Linked DNA regions of Mus musculus: all the other regions are linked to region 6. A link is a loop called in an ENCODE intact Hi-C map of the cell type or tissue named here. Cell type or tissue: heart. All regions are shown on one strand. Region 1 holds the start of Cap2 (CAP, adenylate cyclase-associated protein, 2 (yeast)). Region 2 overlaps Cap2 (CAP, adenylate cyclase-associated protein, 2 (yeast)). Region 3 overlaps Cap2 (CAP, adenylate cyclase-associated protein, 2 (yeast)). Region 4 has its middle 5.3 kb from the start of Fam8a1. Region 5 overlaps Cap2 (CAP, adenylate cyclase-associated protein, 2 (yeast)). Region 6 overlaps Rbm24 (RNA binding motif protein 24).

Region 1 (4,000 bases), 73 kb before region 6:
AATTTCTGGGCATAATTCAAGCAGTTGGAGAATCTAGCCGTCTGAGACTCTAGCCCAAGGTGGGAAGATGCTCTCTACTTTCAGGAGGAAAAAAAAAATCAAACAAACAAACCCCTAAACTACTTCTCTTCTGTTTCCTTCAACCTTCTTCCTGTAAACTAAGTGTGTATGTGCACATATGCCTGTGTTTGTATGTGTATGTGTGTGCTTGTATGCATGTATGTGTTTGTGGTGTGTGTATGTCTGTATGGTGTGTGAGTGGATATGCTCGCATGTATGTGAGTGCAAGTGTGTGTGTGAGTGTGTGTGATAGAGGAGAAAAATTGCTACTGGTGAAAATCAACTAAATTTCAAATTTCATATCTGTTAACACAATGAAACTCGCCGGTACAGTCCTCTCCATATTCTCCTCGTCCTCGTTCGATTTACAATAGCCAAGCTGAGTAGTTACTAAGTCGACCTTGAGGGCTGCAGAGCCCCTATTTACCATCTAGCTCTTTAGCCAGGAAGTTAGGGAACCCCACACTCCCGTCATTCCAACAAGCTAAACAATGTCTTGTGGAAAACCCCACTTCCGGCTTGCAGAACTGGTTGGTCACTATCATTTCTCACAGTCAGCTTCTTTTTTTTCCTCTTTGTCTTTGAGTCTCACTTGAGCCTAACTTTATTAAGGATTTTCAGATTCGAGGATCCGTGGAGAAATAAGTCTTTTCTTAAGAAAAAAAAAAAAAAGGTACAGTCTTGTCAAGATACCGTGCTCTGACTGCAAGTGATCGAATTAATTCTTTCCACCAGCTTTCTGTACCAGCTTTCAGTCCCTAACCACGCAGAACCACCCCGAACCCCTCCCTGCCCTCAGCAGGCTTGTATTCTAACAAAACCCCAGCAAATCGAAGTCACTCCAAAGGTGAGACAGACACCACTGTTACTTTCCACAAAGTGGTCCCAGCTACGTCAGCAAGACTTCTGAGACACCTTCGTTAGGTGTGGCAGTGCCTACCAGTAATCCAGCACTCAGAAGCCGGAAGCAGGAGGATTGTGAGTTTGAAGTCAACCTGGGCTAATGGCGAGTTCCTGGCTAGTCTGGGTACAGAGTAAGTCCGCCTCTCGGAAGCAGAGGAGCACACCTGTAATCTCAGCTCGGAAGCAGAATGATTGCTAACAGTTTGAGGTCAGCCTGGGGTTCCATGGCAAAGCTCTGTCTACCAACAAACCAAGCAGCCAAACGAACAGGCAGTGCTCTCTCTGCAAGCAATTCTGATAAACTCCCCCCCCCCTTTTTTTCTTTTTTCTTTTTCTTTTTCTTTTTCTTTTTTTTTTTTTTTTCCGTTTGTTTCTGCCTTCTCCTGATTACTCAGGCCAAGACGCAAGTCTTGGCTGTACAAAGTTCACCTCCACTTGGTAAACTTTTTAGACCTAATTCTAAATACAAGTCCTAAAAGCACAAACTCACATAAAGAACGCCTGGATTCCGACATGACTTAATGCACAGCCTCTGTGGTGTTGATGAGAATAAATAGTCTCATGTGCATGGCGGGCCATCCGCCTAAAGATGACGACAAGATTGCTGATGTCACAAACAACCCCCTATGGGACAGTCAGAGAGCTGCTGAGGGGTACCATTTTCAGAGCGGTCCCTTCAAAGCATCAGTTGCGTGTGCATTTTTTAGAAGTGACTCATGGCCTCAAGTCAGATTCTGCAGAGAAGCCAGGTCCCTTCCTTTCCTTCCAGCACCTTCGGATTGAGGTGGCACTGGCGAGGTCTAATTCAATGACACCCACCCGGGAACCCTCAGAAAGCTCAAAGCAGAGCAGTGGAGACCCCTTGAAGTTAGACCGGCCTAGGGTGCGGTGGTTGTCGGCGGGCAGGCCATAGGTGGCCCTCCAGCCCGAAACTCGCGGTCCTCAGCGCCAGGCGAGCAGCTGGAGCGCTGGGCTGAGCTGACCCAGATGAGGACTGCCCCAGTGTCAGATCCCCGCATCACAGATCCTCACATCTCCGGTCCTCACTTCCCTTGTCCTCACATCTGGGTGGCCTCAGATCCCTGAGTCTGCTTCGCCTTTCTTCCCCGCGCCCTGGCCATCTCCCACCCTACCAGGGGCGCGCAACTTGAGAGCGCCGGCCTTGGGTGCCGGGTGTCCAGGCAAGCCCCCCATTCTCCTCGCCGCCCCCCCCCCCCCCGTCCCCCTCCGCGTTCCAGCCTGACCTGCTGTAGAGCTCAGGTCCTGGCTTCGGTGATGCAAAGCCGGCTCCGGCCACTTGCGCCCTCCTCCCGCAGGCCCGGTGCTGCCTCCGCCTCCCCCCTGCACGGGAGCCCGAGTCGGTCACGCTGCTCTCGGGGAGAGTCGCCCGCAGCTTCCGGCAGCTCCAAATACAGACGGGCGCGGGAGGGGCCGGGAGCACCCAGCCGAGGGCGGGGGTGGCAAGGAAGGGAGCAGAGAGGAGACACAGATGGGCCGTGGGAGAAGAGAGATAGGAGGGCAGAGGCGATCGCCGGTGCAAGCAGGAAATGCCTTCGCCTCCTCCTGCGGGTTTGCAAAGAGCTCTGAAAAGGTCTGGCGGTCCCTGAAGGGGGTTGGGGGTGGGTAGGGCTGCATAGTGACCCGCACAAAGAGAGGGAGAATGGAGCACCTCGAATATCCTCCAACTCAAAGAAAAGGATAAAGGAGAGCAAATGCATGTATCTCTTCAGATAGATTGTAGATCTGGGGCAAGTAACTTATATACAGAAACTTTAAAAAGTCATCTGATTATTTAGAAACGAGTAGAATCCTTGGCCGGCCTACTCCAGCAACTGTTTTACTTGTAGACACTGCCCCTTATTTTATATATGTATGGTCTATGCTGACGAAACTGGAAGCGTTTCTCTCTGGTTAGCATAATTAGACAGAGAGGATCGATTTTCGATTTTCATCTGAGTCTGGAATACTGGACACAAAGCTCTTCACTGAATGAATGATTGTCAAGGGGAAAAGCTGCAGACGAAGGGAGGGGGAGAGAGAAATGTAATAGCTTATGTTCTTTTGTTTAAAATTTGAGAAAGTGTCTCCCTACAAAGCCCTAGCTGCCCTGGGACTTGCTGTAGAACAGGTTGTTCTTGAACTCACAGACATCCTCCTGCCTCTGCTTCCAGAGTGCTGGGATTAATGGACAGATCCACTATGCCTGGCCCTACAGATATTCAAAAAGCAAACTCTCAAAATTGTGTAGTAAAGGGGATTCTGGTAAAGCCAATGTTCCCTGTTGTCTTAGGGTTTTATTGCAGAGAACAGACACCATGACCACAGCAACTCTTTTTTTTTTCTTTTTCTTTTTCTTTTTCTTTTTCTTTTTCTTTTTCTTTTTCTTTTTCTCTTTCTTTTTCTTTTTCTTTTCTTTCGTTTTTTTTTTTTCCCTTCGATACAGGGTTTCTCTGTGTAGCCCTGGCTGTCCTGGAACTCACTCTGCAGACCAGGCTGGCCTCGAACTCAGAAATCCACCTGCCTCTGCCTCCCAAGTGCTGGGATTAAAGGCGTGTGCCACCACGGCCCAGCGACCACAGCAACTCTTATAAAATAAAATATTTAGTTGGGGTTGGGTATTAGTCAGAAGTTCAGTCCATTATCATCATAGCATGAAGCCTGTGGCACGCAGGTAGACATGGTGCTGGAGAAGCAGCTGAAAGTTCTACATCTTGATCTCCAGACAGCAAGAGGAGACTGCATACCACACTGGATATAGCCTGAGCATATAACACCTGAAAGCCAACCTCCACAGTGACTCCATCAGCAAGGCCACACCCACTCTAAGAAAGCCACACCTCCTAATCATGCCACTCCCTTATGGGCCTAATGGAGCCAGTTACATACAAACTACCACAACTGTCGATGTTAAAAATCACATTTAACTCAGCTCTTGGTGTTGTCAAAAGCCCACAACTGTGGAGCCATGCCTAGCAGGCACCTCTTGACTCTCTTTTGTCTGGAGTAAATGGAGACCTGCTTATTATTTGTGCTGACA
Region 2 (4,000 bases), 95 kb before region 6:
GAGGGTGACTCTGTGGAGCCGGGTCTCCCTTTCCACCTTTACGTGGGTTCTGGGGATCAAACTCAGGTCACCAGGTTTGTGTGGCAGGCACCTTTACCCACAGAGTCATCTCTCCAACCCAAAAGCTCTTTTCAAAAAAGCACCCTGGGTTCCGCCCTCAGCACTTGTACACCCCGCCCCCCACCAGAGGCCTACTAGTTAGGGATGCTCAGAGGTCAGATTACATGCTCTGGTCATGACTGTGCTCCCTCACTGGCTTAACCTGGGACAAGCTTCAGTTCAAGTTGCAGTGGTCAAATGCAGTGACTCAGCCTTGGAGTGAAAACCTACATAATCCCTTTCAGTGCCTTCTAATGGAGCACACTTGTCCTGGCTTTGATAATTCCTTCAACGATACGGTTACACATTAAAACAGAACAACACCTCTTTGGTTGTGGACTGCATTCTTGGGAGGCACAGATGCCGATCGTTTTTTGTGGACTATGGCTTGCAGCTTCTAAAATTTGCTTTCGGAAGCTGGTTCATAAAACCTGCCTGTCTTTGTGGGAGAAAGAAAACGAATCCCTTCATGTTCTTTCCCCAAGGCTGCTTGCCTCTGGTTAAGGTGGTGCTCACACCCAGAGGAAGGAGAAGGGGTTTGAAGGAAGTGGGAGTCAGATTTTGGAAAACCTGTTGAAGGCAGGGCTAAGTGAACTGCACAAAGACCAGTAATGACATCAGGTGGTGGCCCTACCTCCATTGACACCATTCACTTCCCCGCAGCCTCTGGGAGGTCCGTCTAACCCTGCAGACAGCTGCTCCAGCCGGATGACTGCACGTTCCAGCCTCTCCATCAGTCCCGCCATGTCTGTCATTCTAGAAAGACACAGACGGAGATTATGTGAGCATCCCGGAGAGGCAGCAAACTGACACCATCCCACTGAATGGTAGGTAGACGAGAAGATAAACATCACAGGAAGAGACTCCATCACCTCCCGCCATGAGAATGCCTGAAACGGAACATTCTCAGTTCAGGGTTTGGTTTGTGATTTGCTTTCTTTGCTTGTTTGTTGAGCGAAGACCTCTCTATGTAGCCCTGGATGTTCTGGAACTCACTATGTAGAGCAAATTGACCTCAAACTCACAGAGATCCACCTGCCTCTGTCTCCTCAGTGTTAGGACTAAAGGCATACGCTTTTTATTACACCATACCTGGAATGACTTTTTAAAAAAAATATATACTACAAAATCTTGGATGCAAACATTACCTAGTTTTCCATTATTCTCTGCTTTGGGGAATAATTCCCATTACTCCAATGTTGCTGCCTGATGCCGATTTTGTTCAGCACTCACCTAAAGGCCACAAACACATAACCCCAAATTAATATCACCAAGGCATATGAGGCTAAGTGGTGGGAACACGTTTCAATTAGTTATAGTCACCATGTTAAAGCATGATTACCCAGGGCAACTCTAAACCCACTGGAAATCCTTGTTCACCTCACTGTATGAAATTGTGAGTTTCTAGAATTGTGTATTGTCCAGCAGGCAGGGAGATACCATCCCCTCTGGGTATTATTTATTACCAGTTTGCTATCAGTGTTTCTGTGGTGAAATTATCTTCCGTTATAATGATTCTGAGTTACGGAGGTTTTCATTTAAAATATTAAAGGTGGTTACTCTCCTTGTGGAGGCTGCTGGTTACATCTAGGCACATGTTAGTATTGGCCCGGCTGGCTTTTGGAGGCTGGGTCTTAAGTTATCCATTACTCAGGCTGGAATAGAGATGGAAGCTGATCGAGGCATTGGGGATGAAGAAGGGAATCACACCCCCATCATTTTCTGTTTCCAAACACATATTTAACCAAGTGTGTAGGTCCCGTGACTAGTCCTGGACCTTACACAGTCCTCTGTGAACTGAATTCAGTTAACTTATTACTATCTGAGAGCTGTATCTCACTTATTTATGACTACCTTCGGTGGAAATCAGTCTGCGACCACAGAGAGAATAAAGCATGCCGGCTTTAGCCAGAGCCTATGGTTTCTTCCACTCTTAGGAACTTTCCCAAGCATCGTTGTGAGCAAGGGAGGGATGGCATGCTTCCGAAAATCATGGACACAGCTGCCCTGGAGCAAGGATGAGCTGTGTCACCTTGGGATGTGTGAATATTTCAAGAGTTTCCCTGGAAGCCAGGAGAATGTGCGTCTCTGCATTTCTCAGTTTAAATACGATGATCAGGTCACCACAGTTTCCAAACGCAAGCTTAACATCATCTAACCACACGCCTGGCTTTGTACTTCAGCAACTAAATATCAGTAGTCAGAGATGGACGCAGAACTCGTGGTCTATTTTGGAAACCCATCGCTCTGGAAGCTGCCGCCGGCAGCGCTCTCAAAATATGGAACAGGACTCTCTGCACGGCTGAATCCAGCATCTAATCCCAAGGGGTTGCAAAATTAGAAGTTGCTCAGCTATTCTTTTCCTCTTCACGTCAGAGCTTCTGATTCCACTGCAGTTGAAGGGGGTGGGGGTGGGGTGGGAAGGAGGGAAGGATTTAATTGAATCCTTTACATAATCTTCTTTCAGGGGAACTGGGTATCTCTTAGGTGGGCGAGGGCCGTTTGAGAAATGATGAAAGACCCTCCGATCTTTTATTAGCGGTCCATCTGTTCACTTATCTAGGTTCCCTGTTGGTCAACTTGCCAAACATTACTGCCACGGACCAAGTCTCTGATAGCAGGGATATGTATCTGTTTTGTTAGCCAGCTTCCCAAACCACCTCTGGCTCTCCTCCATCAGGACAAGCTGTTTTGGGAGAGCCTGTTAAATTTCACACTTGGGATTGCCTTCCCAGCCTGGGGCTTTTAATCAGACTCCTCAACTGGTTCCAATCTCAAGCTATCTAACAGTGAGTGTCACACACGTTGAGAGACAGCAGGACTCAGCCTATCAATCTGCGGGGCGAGGCAGATTGCTGTGGAATGCCACTCAGATGCCACTTCATGTAAAGTCAGAAAGTCTTGTCACAGCTTCAAATGAGACCAAAACAGGTCACTTAGAGGAGGCTGGAAGGATACCTATAGGTTGAAAATTTAGGAGCACTCTGTAAGAGACAAAAGAAGGGAGACACTGGGATCCACATTAGCTTGTCCAGGGTGACTGATGGGGTCTGAGGTAGCCATGTATGTCTACTCAAACTTTCTAAGTCTTTCCACATTTGACCTCAGCTGCTGTGCAGACTTTCAAGACTAAGCACAGCCAGAGATTCTCCGCATTCCAGCCCATTTGCCTTGGCATTTCAAAACACACTTAGCCAACTTTTGACAGGAGCTGGGCATGAAGAAGGAGGCTGAGGAGAGGCAGAGGGTTGCCACGGCAGATGGGAACACGAGGGTCTGGTGAGGAATGGGTCTGAGCAAAGGAGACAGATGGAAGCGTTTGGACAGGAGGCCAGTGGAACAGGGTGAGGGGGCAAGTTAGCTGTGACAGATAGTCTAAGAATCAGAGAGTTAGCTGTGACAGAGAGTCTAAGAATCAGAGGTAGAACAGGAGGCCAGATTAACAACTGAAGACTCAAGAGTCTGGGTCAGATGGTGTAGCTCAAACATGGCTCTCCAAAATTCTAGCCGCCCTGTCCCTGTGGAGGGCACCCTATAGGTGAGTCCCTACTGCCTATTGCTCATCAGACCGGAGGAAAATGTGGTCACATTCTTATATTTTACACCTTTAAAGTTTTAAAAATTAAATTAATTACTATTTATGGTTGTTTTGCCTGCGTGCATGTTTATGTACCATGTGCATGCCTGATGCCCACAGAGGCTGGAAGAGGACACTGAATCCCCTAGAACCGGAGTTACAGACAATCGTGAGTTGCCATGGAAGTGCTGAGACTCGGACTCAAGCCCTCTGGAGCGGCAGCCAGTGCTCTTAACCATTGAGCTGACTTTCCATCCTCTTGAAGGTTTGTTTTAAGAAACTGTGTTTGAGGGTAATTTATTTCTTAAAACCAAACCAAACAAA
Region 3 (4,000 bases), 140 kb before region 6:
TTGTACCCCAACTTGTATTTCAAGCCTTACCAAATAAACCTCCAGACATCACTTTTCCTTTGTGTGCGCACGTGTGTGTGTGAGTGTGTGTGTGTGTGTGTGTGTGTGTGTGTTAATGGGCAACTGGATGATACTAAATAAAAATGTCACTTTGCTCCGCTTCCCTGCCTGAGCCACTGTGGCTCATTAACCCAGCTTTTATTCTTTAAACCAATCTAATGTGACCAGGAGCCTGAGTCATCTTTGTATTAAACTCGAACATTGCTAAGACCACAGTGTGTCATAACAACAAAGACACATTAGCTTGAAAGGTACTTGAAGCTCCTAGCATGTCTTGTGGAGGAGAGAAAAAAAATGTGCACAGAACACTTAACTGGGAGATGTTTCCCAAACGACACATGAACAAGTCACTAGTGTGGACACAGGAAGTGTTAACTACCAACCTAGCTGCCCAGGAAGTTCAAGCTACCATAACAGAGCATCAAAAGGCAGATAAGGGGCTGGGGATGTGACTTAGTCCATAAAATGTTTATAGCACCAGAGAACTTGAGTTTGTGTTTTGTAGCTTCTACATAAAGGTGAGGTGTGGATACATAGTATACTATCATCTGTAGCCCTGGGACTGGAGGCAGGGAAGTCAGATTAGCAGAATCAAGGAGCACAAGGGCAATGAGAAACACTGTTTTGAAAAATAAGGTGGAGGGCTAGGGAGATGGCACCATGGATAAAATCCTGCCAGCATGAAGACAGGAGGTGGGATTGCCACTAAGCACATGAGAGTGGCTGGATATGTCCGTGTGTCTGCAATCCTAGTACTCAGAGGGCAGTGATAGGGATAGCCGGACAGCTGGATTCCAAAGTTCAGGTTCAGCAAGAGACCCTGTCTCAGAAAGGAGAGACACGGCAGAGGACATCTGATATCAAACTAGCCTTTGGGGCTTCATGTGCATTTACGCACACATGCTCCCTTATACATGCTAACACACACACACACACACACACACACACACACACACACACACACACACAAACACACAGCACACTCAGTCCATACACAGACTAAATAAGGTGGAGAGGAACTGGGGACGAGAGTTTATGGTAACCTCTGGTTCCCACATGCATGTAAACAAACACATGCATCAACATAAACATACACACAAAGGGCACTAATATGTTCCTTAGTGAATGAGGGTGCTGGTGATGGGGTGTGCACATATGTGTGCACAGGCATGTGCACATGTGCTCTAAGTTTTCAGAGGACAGCTTGCTTGAGTCAGTTCTCTCCTTCCAGGAACAGACCTCAGGTCATCAGGTCCCACAGCAAGCGCCTTTCCTGGCTAAGCTATCTCACCAGTCCAAAACACGGGACTGAATGGACCGTGAAAATCACACTACCAACATCCCTTTCTCACAGAGAACAATAATCGCACAAATGAAATAATAAATGATGTACAAGTGCCAAGGGCACTGACTCTGTCAGAGCAAGCATCCAATAGCTGTTTGTTTAAAAAAAAAAGCTTAGAGAAGAAATTTGCTGGGTTGAAGATTAAAGAGGGCTGGAGTCTGAACAGAGACTTGCAGAGATGGAGAGGAACTGCTTACGGGAGCATCTATCTCAGAAGTGATTCCAGACACCGAGGCATGACTCCCACCGCAAGTAATTCATAAGATCTGTCAAAAGACATTTTTTTCCTCTATTGTTTACAAAAGGGAATAAGTATCAAATCTGGGGGACATTCTCGAGGCATTTGTCACCAGAAACTAAATATTAAGCTATGCTGGGAGAAAAGCCGTGCAGAACAGAAAGGGAAAGAATTAATTAATAGGCTCTCTCTCTCTCTCTCTCTCTCTCTCTCTCTCTCTCTCGCCCCTGTCCACGGTCAAAAATTCTCTCTCAACCGGTTTGAGATGTTCTCTCTCTCTCTCTCTCTCTCTCTCTCTCTCTCTCTCTCTCTCTCTCTCTTCCCCAAACAAATGGGTATGAGGAGCCTCTAGCATCCAAGTCAGGAAATAAGTTAAAAAAAACATGTAAAAGGAATTTTGGTCTCCATTCTCCTGGCACCGTTGAGAACGTATCTGTGAAACTCTCTGGAAGGCAGAGTGCATCTCAATGAGCTTGCTGCATGTACAGCAGTCTGTCTCATTGGGAAGACAATTATATAAAGTTTATTCAGGATGATTTTTTTTTTTTAACTTTAGTACTCAAAGGAGCTGCATTTTCCATTGAGAGCTGACGAAAAGCATGGTATGGGGAAAACTCCGGTGAGACCCTCCCTGGCTGGTATACGTCAACACCGATAGCAAATGGTGGTCTGGTCATGTGATTCATCCCCCAGCACATACAAATATAGAACATGACCATAAATAGTAACGGACTGTGCCCTGGCTAGCTAATTTATGACGGCGGATCCAGATCGGAATGCCAGCTGGAACTCCCTTCTCCTCGTTGGCAGGGTTCACAGACACAGGGTTGTAAGAAGATGGAAGCTCTGTCCAGAGAGGACCACTTCAGTTATGGCTTGCTGAAGCAGGAGCCAAGAAGCAGATCTGAAGAAATGGCTCTTCCAGGGCAGCTAAGCTTTGGTGAATGAGTCAGCAACTTCTTTTTAAAATCTGATTTTTTTGATTCAGGTCTTAAGAGAGTGGTCTTGTAACCTTCCCGATTTATTTATTTATTTATTTATTTATTTATTTTTAAATCGGGTCTACGATGGCCCGCAAGAGGCCATTTCTTTTTTTTTTTTTCTTCTTCTTCTTCTTCTTCAGTAAAGAATGGTAAATAGCTGATAATTATTTTATAAAGAATTCAAAGTTATCTTGACATCAAACAAACAAAAAGGGTAACGAAAAATCATCTTAGTCAAATAAATGCAGTTTTATCCCTTGGTTGGCCTTTATCACCAACTGCGGTCTGAAATTCTAACAAACTTGGAGTGAGATAGTTGAAACAAAGGAAAACCTCTTTCTCCCTGAACCCTTCACCCCTCAGATAATCGCCCAGATCCGCAGTTTGTGCTAATCACCTCACTTCCTTTGGACAGCCGTTCTTTATCTGATTCAGGTCTTACACAAAGGCAGATGAGCTCATGCCGCCTTATCAGATCGAAAACAACAACAAAGCCACCCTGAGTGACAGTTCAGCAGGACAGGATCTTAGCAAATCCTCTCTGCCTCCACAGCCCTGAGCTTCCAAATAGCTATAAAGCTACCAGTCCCAGTCAGCGCTCACAGCTCGTCACCACTTTATGCTGCTAAAGCAAACAGTCTGGGTAGAGACTGTCAGCACCTGCTCGCTTTTGGATCAGCCTCCTCCCCGCATCCTGATAAGCCAGCGATTAGCTTTCCTGTTGGGATTCAGTCCTGCCTGCTTAGCTTCGGGCTGTCAACTCCAGCAGACCCTGATGCTATCACACAACCGACATGTCTCTTTTCCTTCTAGGGCGTTTTAGTCTTCGTTCGCCCGCATCTCTAGCCAATGTGGGCGGCAGCCTTCAATCATGAGCCCCTGTGCAATTGTTTAGGTCCTTTTCACGCCGTGTGCAGCAAAACTAATAGGAAAAGCAAAGTCAACCTTTCCTTTCCTTATTTCTCTGTCTACAACATGGAACACTACCCATAAGGCTATTGGTTACAAAACCCAAGCTGCTAAGCCAGGCACAGTGATGCATGCCTGTAATCCCAGCACTGGGGAGGCCGAGGCAGGAGAATTGCCATGACTTAGAAGTTAAGCTGGTATATATAGTGAGTACCAGGGCAGCCGAGAATACACTGCAAGAAACTTGGTTCAAACGAAACCAAAACCAAATATTACCCAGCCTTCTATCAGGAAGACAAATTTTTGACCTGTTGTATATATATATATTATTTAGCTTTAGTTTGCATGTTTCTACAGAAATTAAAGCATGCGTTACTGCCCTCGGGTGCCTTTGAGTTGGTCACACAGGGAATGCATTCATGAAGTGAGCATCTTGTGTCAATTTGAAAAGGAGCCACTGGTTAG
Region 4 (4,000 bases), 230 kb before region 6:
CACATACATAAAATAAATAAATAACCCCCTTAGAAGTGAAGCCACATAATCAGAGAATTAGAAACCAAATTTCGGAAAACCAGAAGTAGCAAAGCAAATAGAACACACTGTACCCAAAGAGATTGGACTGAAATCAAATATGAAATACCTTAAGTCAGAAGTAATGCAGAAGGGCTGGAGGTATGGCTCATCCATTCAGAGAGCTTGTTGCTCAGGCTTCAGGGCTGGAGTTCGAATCCAGCACCCACATAATAAGCTGAGTTGTTGTCCCAGCACAGGTGTAAGCCAGCACTGAGAGGGATGGAGACAAATGGTTTGCTGATTTGCAGCCTAGCCCCTTAAAGCACAAGTTCCAAGTTGAGAGGGAGATGGAGAGAGGGAGAGAGGGACAGAGGGACAGAGGGAGAGAGGGACAGAGGGAGAGAGGGACAGAGGGACAGAGGGGGAGAGGAGAGAGAGAGAGAGAGAGAGAGAGAGAGAGAGAGAGAGAGGGAGAGAGGGAGAGGGAGAGAGGAAGAGAGGGGGAGAGGGAGAGAGGAGGGACAGAGGGAGAGAGGGAGAGAGGGAGAGGGAGAGAGAGGAAGAGAGGGAGAGAGGGACAGAGGGAGAGAGGGACAGAGGGACAGAGGGACAGAGGGACAGAGGGAGAGAGGAGGGACAGAGGGAGAGAGGAGGGACAGAGGGAGAGAGAGGGGGAGAGGAGGGAGAGAGAGAGAGAGAGAGAGAGAGAGAGAGAGAGAGAGAGAGAGAGAGAGAGAGATCCTGCCTCAAAGGAATAAGGCAGAGTGATAGAGGAGGGCATAGGGTACCATTTAGGCAAAAGAGCCACACACAAAGTAAAGTAGTGTGTGTATGAGTATCTTAGCTGCACGTATGTCTGTGCACCTCATGTATGCCTGGTGCTCCCCGAGGAATCTGCATCAGAATCTGCATCAGATGCTCTGGAACTGAAGTTAGGATGGATACTATGTGGGTTCTTGAGAATTGAACCCCAGTCCTCCACAAGTGCACTGAGTGCTCTTAAACTGCACAGACTTCTCTCCAGCCCCATTGTCCACTTTTTAACATCACAAGTTGTTGTTGTTGTTTCAGAAGAGGTGATTATAGCAAGAGACTCAGTAACCCAAATGAGCAGTGGGCAATGTTAGGATAGTGTCTGGTAAACATGCAACATTCAGTTACTTGTGGAACGCAGACTACATGGGCATCAGTGCCAGTCAGCCGCCAACCAAGAGCCCATAACCACACAGTGGTTTGAACAGGGAGTCGGAAGGAATTCTAATGGGACTTAAGTCGAGGGGATATTGGCTAGCAAAAGGCTGAGAGAAAAGCGGAGCTTCCTGTAGAGCAGAATCTTCACAGCTAGGAGACGCTGGGAGAAGCCTTGTCTCTCGCTTGGGCACTCAAGTCTGGGTCCCAGCACAGATGATGGCCATTACGAAAGCTGTGAAATGGGGTCACCTCGGTTTCCCTTGGTGTGCAGTCTTTTGGTTTTTCTTTTCTTTTAAAGTCTCTTTTGAGATTATTTTCAATAGGGTCTTGCAGTGTAGCTTAGCCTTCTAACCCCTTGCCTCCACCTCCAGAATGTTAGGAGCGCAGGCATGAGGTACCACGACTAGGAAAATAGATAATTAATTTTTTACACATCTTGGAATTCATGCTTTGATAGAACTTAAAAAAAAAAAAACATTCTGGCTGGGTGGTGGTGGAGCATAGTTTTAATCCCAGAATCCTGGAAGTAGAGGCAGGAGGACCTCTGTGAGTTCGAGGACAGCCTGATCTACAGAATGAATTCCAGGACACCTAGGGCCACACAAAGAGAAACCCTGTTCTAAAAAACCAAACCAAACCAAACCAAACCAAACCAAAAAACAAACAAAAGCAAAGACAAAGCAAAAGAACGTTCTAGACATGTGGGTAGCCAAGCACCTGTTCTTTGACTATAGTCTTAGTGGGATAATCTAATTTTTAAATTTATTATTCTATTTGAGTAATACTTATCAATGACATTTAAGAAATAAGATGCCCAGTGCACTGAATAAAATATTTAATTTAAAAATAATTTGATTTCCATACTAATTTGTGGGAAAATATGTAACCCAAGCATTTTTTCCCTGTGTAACTAAACTTGGGTGATGTAATGCTGTATCAGGCGTTTCTTCCCCCAGGGCTCTCTCGCTAAGCAGCATAAGAAACATATCCATTACGGTAAGAATTTTATATAATAAAAATGATAATAATAATAATACTTTTCTTTATGATAGATTTCTTGATTATGGGAACTTGAGGTGATTGATATTTGTGTCCTCATTTATAGCAGGCTTTTTGTTAACTCTGAAAAAACCATGTCACATTCAAAGGATGGCCTGCTGCCTTGTGTAAAATAGACAGGACTTGAGGCAACCAGTAGGGGGAGGAATCTCCAAAGTTAATCGCTGTCTCCCAGCCTGACTTCAGAAGCTGAGAATCTTCAACAGGATTGACTTTAATTTCTCTGTTTTTTCCCCCCTCTCCTTTCTTCTCTCCTCTCCTCCCCTCTCCACAACCCTCTTTTGTTTGAGACAGGTCCCCACGTAGCTCAGGCAGGCCTTGAACTCACTATGTATTGAAGGATGACCTTTAACCTTTGCTCCTCCCACCTCTGTCTCTTGAGCACTAGGATTTGTGGCAGGCATCCCTAGAGCCGACTTAAGCGGTTCAAACCCAGCCCTCATCTCTATTTTGTTTGGACAGAACCCAAGGCTTGCTGGTTGGTTCCTGTAGCATCCATGAACGTTACCCACGAAATCTGGCACAAGGAAAGACTGTCGTAGGGTTAAGACTCGATCTCACTTGGAAATATGAGACTGGGGTGAAAGAAAAGCAAAGTCAGCTGAATGGGAGCAGGGTACGTGGAGAAAACGACTGTCACATAAAGGGAAAGTCTATTATGTTGGGTGGTGTTTGGTTGGGGCAAACATGTGAAGGAGTGTTTTCCTGAACTGGACACAGATTTAGGTAGAGTTGTGAGGGAACGCTTGACTAAAGTAGACCCAGGTGAACGGATGTTCTGCTAAAGCAAGCATGTGAAAGGACACGTGATGAAGGATTCTTTGCTAACGACACACATGTATTGGGCTGCCTTACATTGTGTAGCTGAGCTGCATTGGTGGGGACGCCATAGAGAGAAACCCAAAAACTTCTGGTGGTGTGCTGCAGTTTGTTGCCCCTTCCAAGAACTTAGGCTGATTGGCAGAGTGATGTCAGTCGAGACAGACATGCAGAGGACACGTGATATTTGGAGGGTTATAAATAGGACTCTACAGAGTGATGGAGACCGAGCTTGGCTTGCTGGTACAGCTAGCTGTACAATGCTTGTGTGTCTCATCTTCGCTGATCTTCACTTCTCTGAGAGGGACACCACAGGGAACTTTTCCTGGTGTCCCTCCAGGTCCCTCCTACTGACTCAAGCTGAGGCTGAGGCCTGGCTGTCTCTGCTAGGTCGTGTCACTGCTGCTGATTCACATTAGCTAACCTGACTCTACTGAGCTGGACTGCTGGAATCCATGAGGTGTTGGTGATTGGAAGGAGCTGCTGCTGCATGCTAACCTGTGAGCTGAACTGCCGATTTCCAGACAACACAGCTGGGAGTTGATCCAAAGAACCTTTCTAAACAGGTCTACTTCCCTCCCCCACTTCTTTCTTTCCCACTACTCCTGGTGGGTGTTGAGCTACAAGGGAGGTTAAAGCATTTAAGAACCATCATTAAAAATAGGCTTTGAAAAAAATTAAAGTTACAAGTATGACTTAGGCAGCAACAGAAAAATCAAAAGCTTTTGATGCAGACGGGGTACAGCTCAGCCTAAGAGTACTTGCGTAACATGAAGGAGACACTGGGTCCCCAACATGTTTCAGGAATCATTATGAAGGGCATATACTTGTAAAATAAAAGGGCTGGTTCAAATGAATGTGGAGTGTCGGGCAGGGAAATAAAGGGTGTGAGAGAGAACCCATGTCCCGC
Region 5 (4,000 bases), 120 kb before region 6:
AACAGTTGAAATGGCAGCTCAGAGGTGGCATTAACGATATTTCTTGTAGTCATGCCATTAGCCTTGTCCCTAGTAACGAAGACTACAAACCTGTCTGCTGCTAATGAAGCACTTTGACCAGGGAAGATGGGCAATTTCATTAATTAGTCCCTTTCTGCAAAGGGCCTTTTACTCCTCAACGGGGGGGAGGGGGGAGGGGGTGTGTGGTTGGGGTGAGTTTCTGTTTCAGATCTTTGACTTACATGGAAAATGCCTTCCTGGGGAGCTGCATCCTTCTCTCAGCTCCTTGGGCCTTTGAGCATAGTTAGCAAACTCAGATGCAGATTCATCCGGAACTCCATCAGTCTATACATATCTACAAGTTGGGGGTGTTCTGACCCATTTGCTTCCTTCTTCTGGAAAGTTCTACGAGTTCCCCCCACTGTACAGCAGTTTTTCTGAACCTGCTGAGTCTGGAAAGGGGAGCATTTGGCACACTTAGGGTGTTGAACATTTTATGAAAGAGAAAAGCCAATGGTAGGGACTTTGGGGGAATGACAAATCACCATCTGTTTAAAGGTTTTTGCTGACTTTTTGCCTGTTGCATTTGTGAGGGTCATTGGGAGTCCTTGAGGGACCTTTAAAGGAGACAGGCTCTGTGATATTTGATCAGGGGGAACATGTGTATCTATCTGTCTACTCGTATGCATGTGCAGAAAGGGTATGGGCCATTCTGCTCAGGCCAAAGCTGGAAATCTTATTTGAACTCTATACTCATGCGCACTTTGGCATCTGGGGCTCTCAAGACAGGCTAGCAGGACCTTGTTCTGTGATTGCAGAGAGAAGTACAGGAAAATGCATTCCTGTGATCAGTTGAAAGCAAGCCTTGGGGACCGGCAAGCAGACACCAGCTAAACATGACTTATTTTCATCTAATCCTCTTGGGAGAGAGCTGGCACCCTGGGGAAGCCCAGCTGATCTCCAGAGTACTCATCAGAGCTTTGTCGAATTTCTCTGGAAAAGCCCTGGGCTGCAGAGTTCCATGCACATAGCCACAAAACAAAACAAAACAAAACAAAACAAAACAAAACAAAACAAATCCAATCCAAACCAAACCAAACCAAACCAAACCAAACCAAACCAAACCAAACCAAACCAAACCAAACCAAACAAAACCAGGCAAAGCTCAGGGAAAAAGGGAGGGGCAAATCTTGGAAGATGGAAAGCATTTAGCAGGATACTGTGCTGAAGGCATTTCTAGATCCTTCTTTGTCAGGACCAGAAAGGAAAGAAAAGGACTCTCTGACCTCCTTGATCCAGGATGAGTTTCCAGGGTTGTGATGAGATGCTGGGCAGGTCACTGCCATCCCACTGGCCTCCCTAACTCATCTGCCAGTGTTTGGGATACATAATTAGAGATACTGAATCTCAGGGCTACACATGCTTCAGTTCCTTCTACTCTACCCCGAAGACGTCCCTTGCGTTTTAGCCAGTGAAGAGGTAAAGAAGGATCTGACAGATGGATGAGAAATAAGAAAAATGTTGGGGGAGGAGGCAAGGACAAATCCCACCCGTTTCATGATTTTGTTGGACGCAAGCCTTGCAGTCGTGAACTCGAACCCCAGCTCACAAAGCCCCATGACGGGAGACACCGGGTTTGATATGTTGCCAGCCTTGGGAAAGGCTTAAGCCAGTGGTTCCTCGTCTCCAGAGACCACAGAGAGTCAGTCAGTAAGTCTTAGTGCTTAGACTCACTCACAGAGTTCTTAAAAGCAACCAGCAGGTTGCCCCCTGGAGCCAGGTTCTTCCAGTCAAGATACACAGGAAAACCTCTAGCTTCAGTGGCACCCGAAGTATTCTTTCCTGCACATCTGTATTACTTTCATCAGTAGCTGAGCTGGCAAAAGAACTCAGAGGGCATCCACTTTGGAGCTGTGTACTTTATCCCATCCAAGGGGTTCATTTCACTCAGCTCCCGAGGAAGGATAAAGGTGTTTGCCCAGAGTCAGTAGACAATCAGCAACAAAGTTAGAACAAGAATCCCTTCCTCCATCCCTTTCTTCCTTTAAAAGAAAACTTAAAAGATTTATTTATATGAGTACACTGTAGCTGTGTTCAGACACACCAGAAGAAGGCATTGGATCCTATTACAGATTCCTTGTGGTTGCTGGGAATTAAGCTCCTGACTTCTGAAAGAGCAGTTAAAGCTCTTAACCACTGAGCCATCTCTCCAGCCCTGCATCCTTCCTTTTTAATGACAGGGTCTCGCTGTGTTGCCCTGGATGGCCTGGAACTCACTACGTAGACCAGGCTGGCCTCGAACTCACAGAGCTCTGCCTGCCTCTGCTTCCTGAGTACTAGGATTAAAAGTGTGTGCACTACCACATCTGGCTAATGTGAGTAGGTGTGTGTGTGTGTGATGCTTGGGAGCCTAAATCATGCTTTCTCCATGCTTGCGGCACGCACAGAGCATCCCCACACTGAGTCTCTCATAGCCACACCGAAGGTTCTTGTCTCTAAAAAGTTTGGATAGAGCCCAGAATGTTTTCTGCCTCCAATGCCTTGCATAGACACACCTGCATTGACACTAGGACCATAACTCCTTGTCAAATGCTCTCTGTCCCCAGTTCATGAATTGCTTTAAAAAAAAAAAGAGTTTGGGACAAGAAATATGCTCATATGCTCGAAGCCTGCCTTCCACAATGTTTTCATCTCTTAGGGAGAGGGAGAGGGGGAGGGATAGGAAGAAGAAAAGAGAGGGGGAGGGTGAAGAGGGAGAAGAAGGAGGGAGGGGGGAAGAGGGAGAAAGAGGGAGAAGGAGAAAGGGAAGGAGAGGGGGGGAGAGAGAAAGAGAGACACAGACAGACAGACAGACAGACAGACAGACACACACACACACACACACACACACACACACACACACACACACACACACATACACACACACACACACAGATCCAGGGAGGCTAGTGGAGCTCCTAACTTTGTTAGCAAGCGTCAGAGCTAAGTCAAGTCTCTGGACAGTGCTACTGTCCTCTCTTTGGCCTGGTACTAGTTTTTATTGTAACTTTATGTGGACATATCTTCACTGCTTCCTCAATGACAGATGTCCCTAAAGGGTCAAGAACTCTTTCATTTAGGTTTTTTTCCTGCCTTCTTCAGTGAGCCACAGGGACTTGGATACAACAGATGACTTACAGCTACTTTCTGTCATGCTGTGGTTGAGGCTAGTTCATAGAAAATCAAGTCTGGAAGCCAACTTAATGGTGAAGGCTCAAAGAGCAATGGGTGGGGATTATGTCCATCCTCAAAATCAGGGCAGAAATGGACTCCGACATTGTCTTTGGCACCCTGATAACGCTGACATATCAATAACTCGGTAAACTAAGAAGCACTTCCTGTCTGACCTATGAATACACACATTCTTCAAGATGCCCAGAGTGCTTCACACCCTGCATGGATGCTGTCTTGGCTGCTTCTCTCAGCCTGCCAAGTGGCCCCTCCCTCCAGAGGCCCACTACCCTTTTTGAATCTCCAGCCCTAGCCCACTTATCATCAGACACATGATGGTTACTGAAGAACTGACTGGTAAGCAGATGCCCAAAGGAATGGATTGGCATGGGCAGGATGTGAACTGAATAAATTATTAAGTGTTATAACCAGTGGTGCTGACTTACAAAAAGCTGATGGAAAACCTAACAGGTCTCTCTTGTCCTCCCAACTACCGTGACTACTGACAGTTAACATATTTGCCTCCCCTCTCCACTCCTCCTCCTCTTCTTTTATTTGGCGGTGGGAGCAGGGTCTCATGAGGCCCAGAGTGGCTTAAACTCATCACTAGAGGATGCTCTTGAACATCCGATCTTTCTCCTTCCACCTCCTAACTGTGGGATGGAAATCTACCAACTTGGGCCATATCCCCAGCTGCTTTTTAGAACCCGGACAGAACTTATTGGATCTTGTTTTCAGGTGACACTGTGGAACATCCACGCTGACTTCATCTTCTTGGCGTCGGAACATC
Region 6 (4,000 bases):
CCCCAGGTTCAATCTTAGCATCACAAAGCAATAAATAAGAGCATTTGGATGTATTGACATTTCTAGGAAATATGGAGGCTAGCTCCAGCCTCTTGGCTTCCCCAATGCCAGCAGCACTGTCCTGACCTAGGCCGAGGCCGCTTTAACCCATTCTCAGTGGTATAAACGGTCCTTCAGGATTCAGTTTAGGGCGATGATCTATTTGCTACACATAAGTCGGGTATCTAGGGAGATATACTTTAGAGGTCAAAGAGTACATCCTCTGAGAGATTTTTACATCCACAGAACAAGTTTTCCATTGAGGAATGGTTAACCAAAGTAGTTAAGAAGAAAAAGGGCTGGGGGCTGGGGGCTGGGAGCTGGGGGCTGGGAACGTAGCTCAGTTGGTAGAGTGCTTGTCCCATGTTTGGGAAACCCTGGGTTTGGTGCTGCATGCCTGTACCTCCATCACTCAGGAGGCGTGAGGATCAAAAATCAAGGTTATCCTTAGCTACGTGGCGAGTACAGTCAGCCTCTCTCAAAAGGAGAAACTAATTCCGGCAGCATTAGAAATAACTGATGCAACAGCAGTTTTTAAAAATTATATTTAATACAAGTGAATAGATGAGAAGATCTGAAACATTATAAAGCGAAATACACAACAAATAAATAATTTGCACAGGAGAGCCACGCCCTCCTTTGCGGACCACTGCCCGGCACAGGAATACTTAAATCCAGTGACAATGGAGAGAGTCCATAAAAATTATCCATTGTAGGAAGTTCTTCAAGTATAAAAGTCCAATACAGTGTAAAATAGTATTCATTTTAGTTTAAGAGTAAAAATTGCAAGTATCTCACTTTCAGAAGGAAAAATATAAAGCCGTCTTTTAAAACTACATACACTACACGAGGAAAGCGGGGATGCCATGAGTCCCCGGTACATGAGATCCACAGGGGGAAAGCAATTGAGGAAGCACAGAACCAGCGATGTAGCTTGTTTAAAAAAAAAAAAAAAGTAAAACAACTCAAGACTAAAATAAACTCAAATATGTTTAGGCAAGAGTACCCACCCGAACAGTGCACATATGAATTTAAATAAATCCAAAGCCAACGTCTTTAGTTGAATAGGTTAATATTTAATATGCTACATCTAGACCTACTGAATAACTTATGCCATGAGATGAATACATAATTTTACAGTGTCACTTCTAAAGTTCCTTCCTTTAGAGTGCAGCATAGTAAAACTTAAAAATAAATATCTTAAATAGGATTATTATTAAGGCACATTATAAAGTACAAGATCATCAACTGTCGGAGAACTGTAATGTCAAGAACCTTGCTGTCTTAGGTACTGTAGTCACTAATAAATAGTTTTAAATAGGACTCTGAAATAGATACGAAAAACGTGTCAAATTATTTTAAAGGGGGAGGGGTGGGGCAGGAGGAAAAGAAAGGTCCTTCAGACAGTCCCGAAGGGGCGAGCATCTGCAACTTCTGCCTGCCTTTACCCATAATCCTCTAGTCTATGTAATAAATAGAAAGACAAGTGGTGTGGTGAAAGCCTGACCCGCAGATGAAATCATCCCCAAGTGACAGGGAATGGGGAGAGGAGTTATAATGGGACAAGCTCCTCCCACGAGTACAAGTGATGGACTCTTTCTTGAACAGTGTGTGCTGTTGATTGTCTGAGCGGCTGGTGCAGTATCAATGGCTCCACAACCCCACTCGTCCACAGGACAGATGAGAAAATAGCTTTGGTACCTGTCCACCACCGTCCCCGCCGTCACACCCCGAAACTGATTGTTCGATGCCCATCTTCTGAGATAGCACAAACACACTACCTCCTGCCTCAACAAAGTTCTGCAGGCCTGCCGTTACTGCAACGAAGGACAACCAGCGCTTTTCTGTCTTGTTTTCTTTTCTTTTCTTTTTAAATCTACTTTTACGCGTAATTCAAGCTACATATTGCTCACTCCGTATTCCCTGGTTCAACTAGATTCACATAGCATTTTCTAACTTGGAAAAGGCAGTTTGCTTCCCTGATACTATAAAAAAAGAGCAAAAAATAAAAATCCCCATACAAAAGTGAAGTCCCATTGGTACCCCTGCCATCATCTCCTAGTGGCTATTCTGTGTAACTCGGGCTCTTTGGGATTGACTTCAAAAACTGTTTCTCGCCCTCCCTTTCTCCCCTTATCACCTGTAGCACTACCGGGAGTATGGTAAAAAGTAACACCTCTGCTTCACACTAGCCTTGCCTTCTCCCTTTAAAGCCGGCAGGTCAACTGTTAACTTTCTCATTAGCTACTAAAAAACTGGGAGATCAGGAGGAAAAGAGAAACCCTTTTGACTTTGATCAGACAGCTGGTCTACTGCATTCGGTCTGTCTGCAGCTGTTGAGGCTGGTACTGGCCAAAGGCGGCTGCGGCTGCAGCAGCTGCAGCCGCAGCAGCAGCTGTCCCGGGCGCAGCGGCGGTGATGGGCTGTTGGACAGCATAGCTGTAGCCCCCAGTGGTTACATAGCCTGCAGCAGCTGGGGATGCTGCATAGGGGTACTGGTCATAGGCAGCGGCCGCTGCGGCGGCGGCTGCGGCAGCGGAGTACTGAGCGTAGGCGGCTCCAGTGTAATCAATGTACGGTGTGGTGGAAGCCGCGGCTGCTGTGGGCTGCACATGGGGAATGACCACTCCAGGCTGCACAAAAGCCTGCGGGTAGACGTAGTGGGCGGGGATCCTGTGAAGAGACAAGAAACAAAGTCAGGCCTCACTCATCTCTTGTGGGAACTCTTCGCTCAGAGATGGAGACAAACTCAAAATTTAGTGGTTGCTATCAACATAGGGTTGCCATAATATCTACTCTTTAGCCGTCCGTTTGATGCTCCCTTGAGAGAATTCATCAACAACAACAAAAAGAAAAGAAAATGGAATGACATTCTCCCCATTAGAATTTTCACTCTGATGTCCAACCCTGCAGTAGGCGAGTATGCCACGTTTGGAAAATGGATCATGATTAGCCAGGGCTGGGCCTAGAAGACAGATTTAACAGGGTCTTCATGAATTCTGAAAAACTCGTCTAATTCATCTAAGAAAGATATGTCTAGCAAATAGAAAAATCCATGCTGTGAATATAGGGCTCCGAAGGTGGTCGGAGACAGAATGGTTTTGTGGGGGCCGTGGTGACCTGGCCAGTCAAGGGAGAATAGACTCCAGTGTTCTTTATCATGGCAACCCTATTTGAAATCGCTAGGCAGACTCGGCACACATTAATCTCTCTGCAACCTCAGTCACCCTGATTAAAAAAAATCATAATTACGAAAGAAGCAGGCGACAAAATAAAATAATAAAATAAAACCTCAAACCAGGAGCTTCAAGGTTGACAAGTGTGGTAAGCACGGCAGACACACTCCTCACACGACAGTAGTGCGGTTCACTCGGTTCACAAAAGGCTGTTGTGAGAAGCTACCCAAGTGCTATTAACAGTCCCCCACACAGAGCTTCTCAAAGAGTGTGTGGCACACTTCTGATCTCTCTCTGATTCTTCTCTCCCCCAATAAGGACAGATCAGTCAATTGAACCTTTTTGACTATCAGGCAGCTGAGGCCCAGCCGGCTTGTTTGTCTCTATGTAAGGCAGACAGAAAGGGTTGGGGTTTGGTGAACTTGATGGAAAAACTAGGGACAGGAAAAAACACAACCAAATGTCTCAGAACTTAATAGAGACTCAAAAAGGTACGCATCGTAAGGCAGCCCTTGTTCTGCATGCCCACTAACTCTTATGTTAGCCTCTGTGTTGACTTGCTAACCTATCTGCTTTCAATCCGTTTATATAGTTTAGTTATATGGTTATGGGTCACCCTGAAAAGAGCCAAGAACATATAACAAAATCGAGCATCATTTTAATTGCTGCAGTCACATCTCACAGACAGGCCAGACCTGAGGCCCTTTCTTAAAAGTTGGTTAATAATAATAATAAAAATCCCAAGAGTTTACAACCATAGGGTGGCAACTGCAGATGCCCCTCTT

Evidence for each region. A loop is a pair of places that touch in the nucleus more often than their neighbours do. Peaks named below come from ENCODE experiments on the same cell type or tissue, not always from the same donor. Only the 100,000 strongest peaks of a DNase experiment are listed, where the experiment ranks them.
Region 1: a loop joins it to region 6, with 5 times the contacts of the local background. A loop is called at or near these places in 12 of 42 quality-filtered maps.
Region 2: it touches region 6 in a loop (2.8-fold over the local background); 3 of 42 quality-filtered maps call a loop at or near these places.
Region 3: a loop joins it to region 6, with 3 times the contacts of the local background. A loop is called at or near these places in 6 of 42 quality-filtered maps.
Region 4: a loop joins it to region 6, with 2.8 times the contacts of the local background. A loop is called at or near these places in 11 of 42 quality-filtered maps.
Region 5: a loop joins it to region 6, with 2.3 times the contacts of the local background. A loop is called at or near these places in 3 of 42 quality-filtered maps.

What each region holds. Positions count from the first base shown.
Region 1 is chr13:46,500,419-46,504,418 of GRCm38, reverse strand. Cap2 (CAP, adenylate cyclase-associated protein, 2 (yeast)) reads right to left here and starts at 2,516. Exons shown (of 13, transcript NM_026056.4): 1 at 2,208-2,516. It overlaps LOC115488182 (a long non-coding RNA gene), which reads left to right and starts at 2,469. Exons shown (of 2, transcript XR_003950691.1): 1 at 2,469-2,554; 2 at 3,686-4,000. In heart, CTCF peaks have their summits at 1,596 and 2,277; DNase peaks (open chromatin) are centred at 1,808 and 2,358; H3K4me3 peaks cover 2,948 bases; H3K27ac peaks cover 3,181 bases.
Region 2 is chr13:46,522,270-46,526,269 of GRCm38, reverse strand. It overlaps Cap2 (CAP, adenylate cyclase-associated protein, 2 (yeast)), which reads right to left. Exons shown (of 13, transcript NM_026056.4): 2 at 734-855. The coding sequence starts at 854. Among named protein-coding and RNA genes, the nearest start is that of Cap2, 22 kb to the right of the region's middle. In heart, no CTCF peak of the experiment used is centred here; DNase peaks (open chromatin) are centred at 2,359, 2,779 and 3,299; H3K4me3 peaks cover 673 bases; H3K27ac peaks cover 3,848 bases.
Region 3 is chr13:46,570,572-46,574,571 of GRCm38, reverse strand. All of the region lies in intron 4 of Cap2 (CAP, adenylate cyclase-associated protein, 2 (yeast)), which reads right to left. Among named protein-coding and RNA genes, the nearest start is that of Cap2, 71 kb to the right of the region's middle. RefSeq lists an enhancer at 223-3,252. In heart, no CTCF peak of the experiment used is centred here; DNase peaks (open chromatin) are centred at 2,381 and 3,281; H3K4me3 peaks cover 1,083 bases; H3K27ac peaks cover 3,824 bases; H3K27me3 peaks cover 303 bases.
Region 4 is chr13:46,662,178-46,666,177 of GRCm38, reverse strand. No RefSeq gene overlaps it. Among named protein-coding and RNA genes, the nearest start is that of Fam8a1, 5.3 kb to the left of the region's middle. In heart, a CTCF peak has its summit at 2,399 (motif pointing right); no DNase peak of the experiment used is centred here; H3K27ac peaks cover 345 bases.
Region 5 is chr13:46,550,906-46,554,905 of GRCm38, reverse strand. The region is part of intron 3 of Cap2 (CAP, adenylate cyclase-associated protein, 2 (yeast)); the gene reads right to left. Among named protein-coding and RNA genes, the nearest start is that of Cap2, 51 kb to the right of the region's middle. In heart, a CTCF peak has its summit at 1,752 (motif pointing left); no DNase peak of the experiment used is centred here; H3K27ac peaks cover 288 bases.
Region 6 is chr13:46,427,666-46,431,665 of GRCm38, reverse strand. Rbm24 (RNA binding motif protein 24) reads right to left here. Exons shown (of 4, transcript NM_001081425.1): 4 at 567-2,712. The coding sequence ends at 2,349. Among named protein-coding and RNA genes, the nearest start is that of Rbm24, 11 kb to the right of the region's middle. In heart, a CTCF peak has its summit at 2,109; a DNase peak (open chromatin) is centred at 1,605; H3K4me3 peaks cover 610 bases; H3K27ac peaks cover 2,327 bases.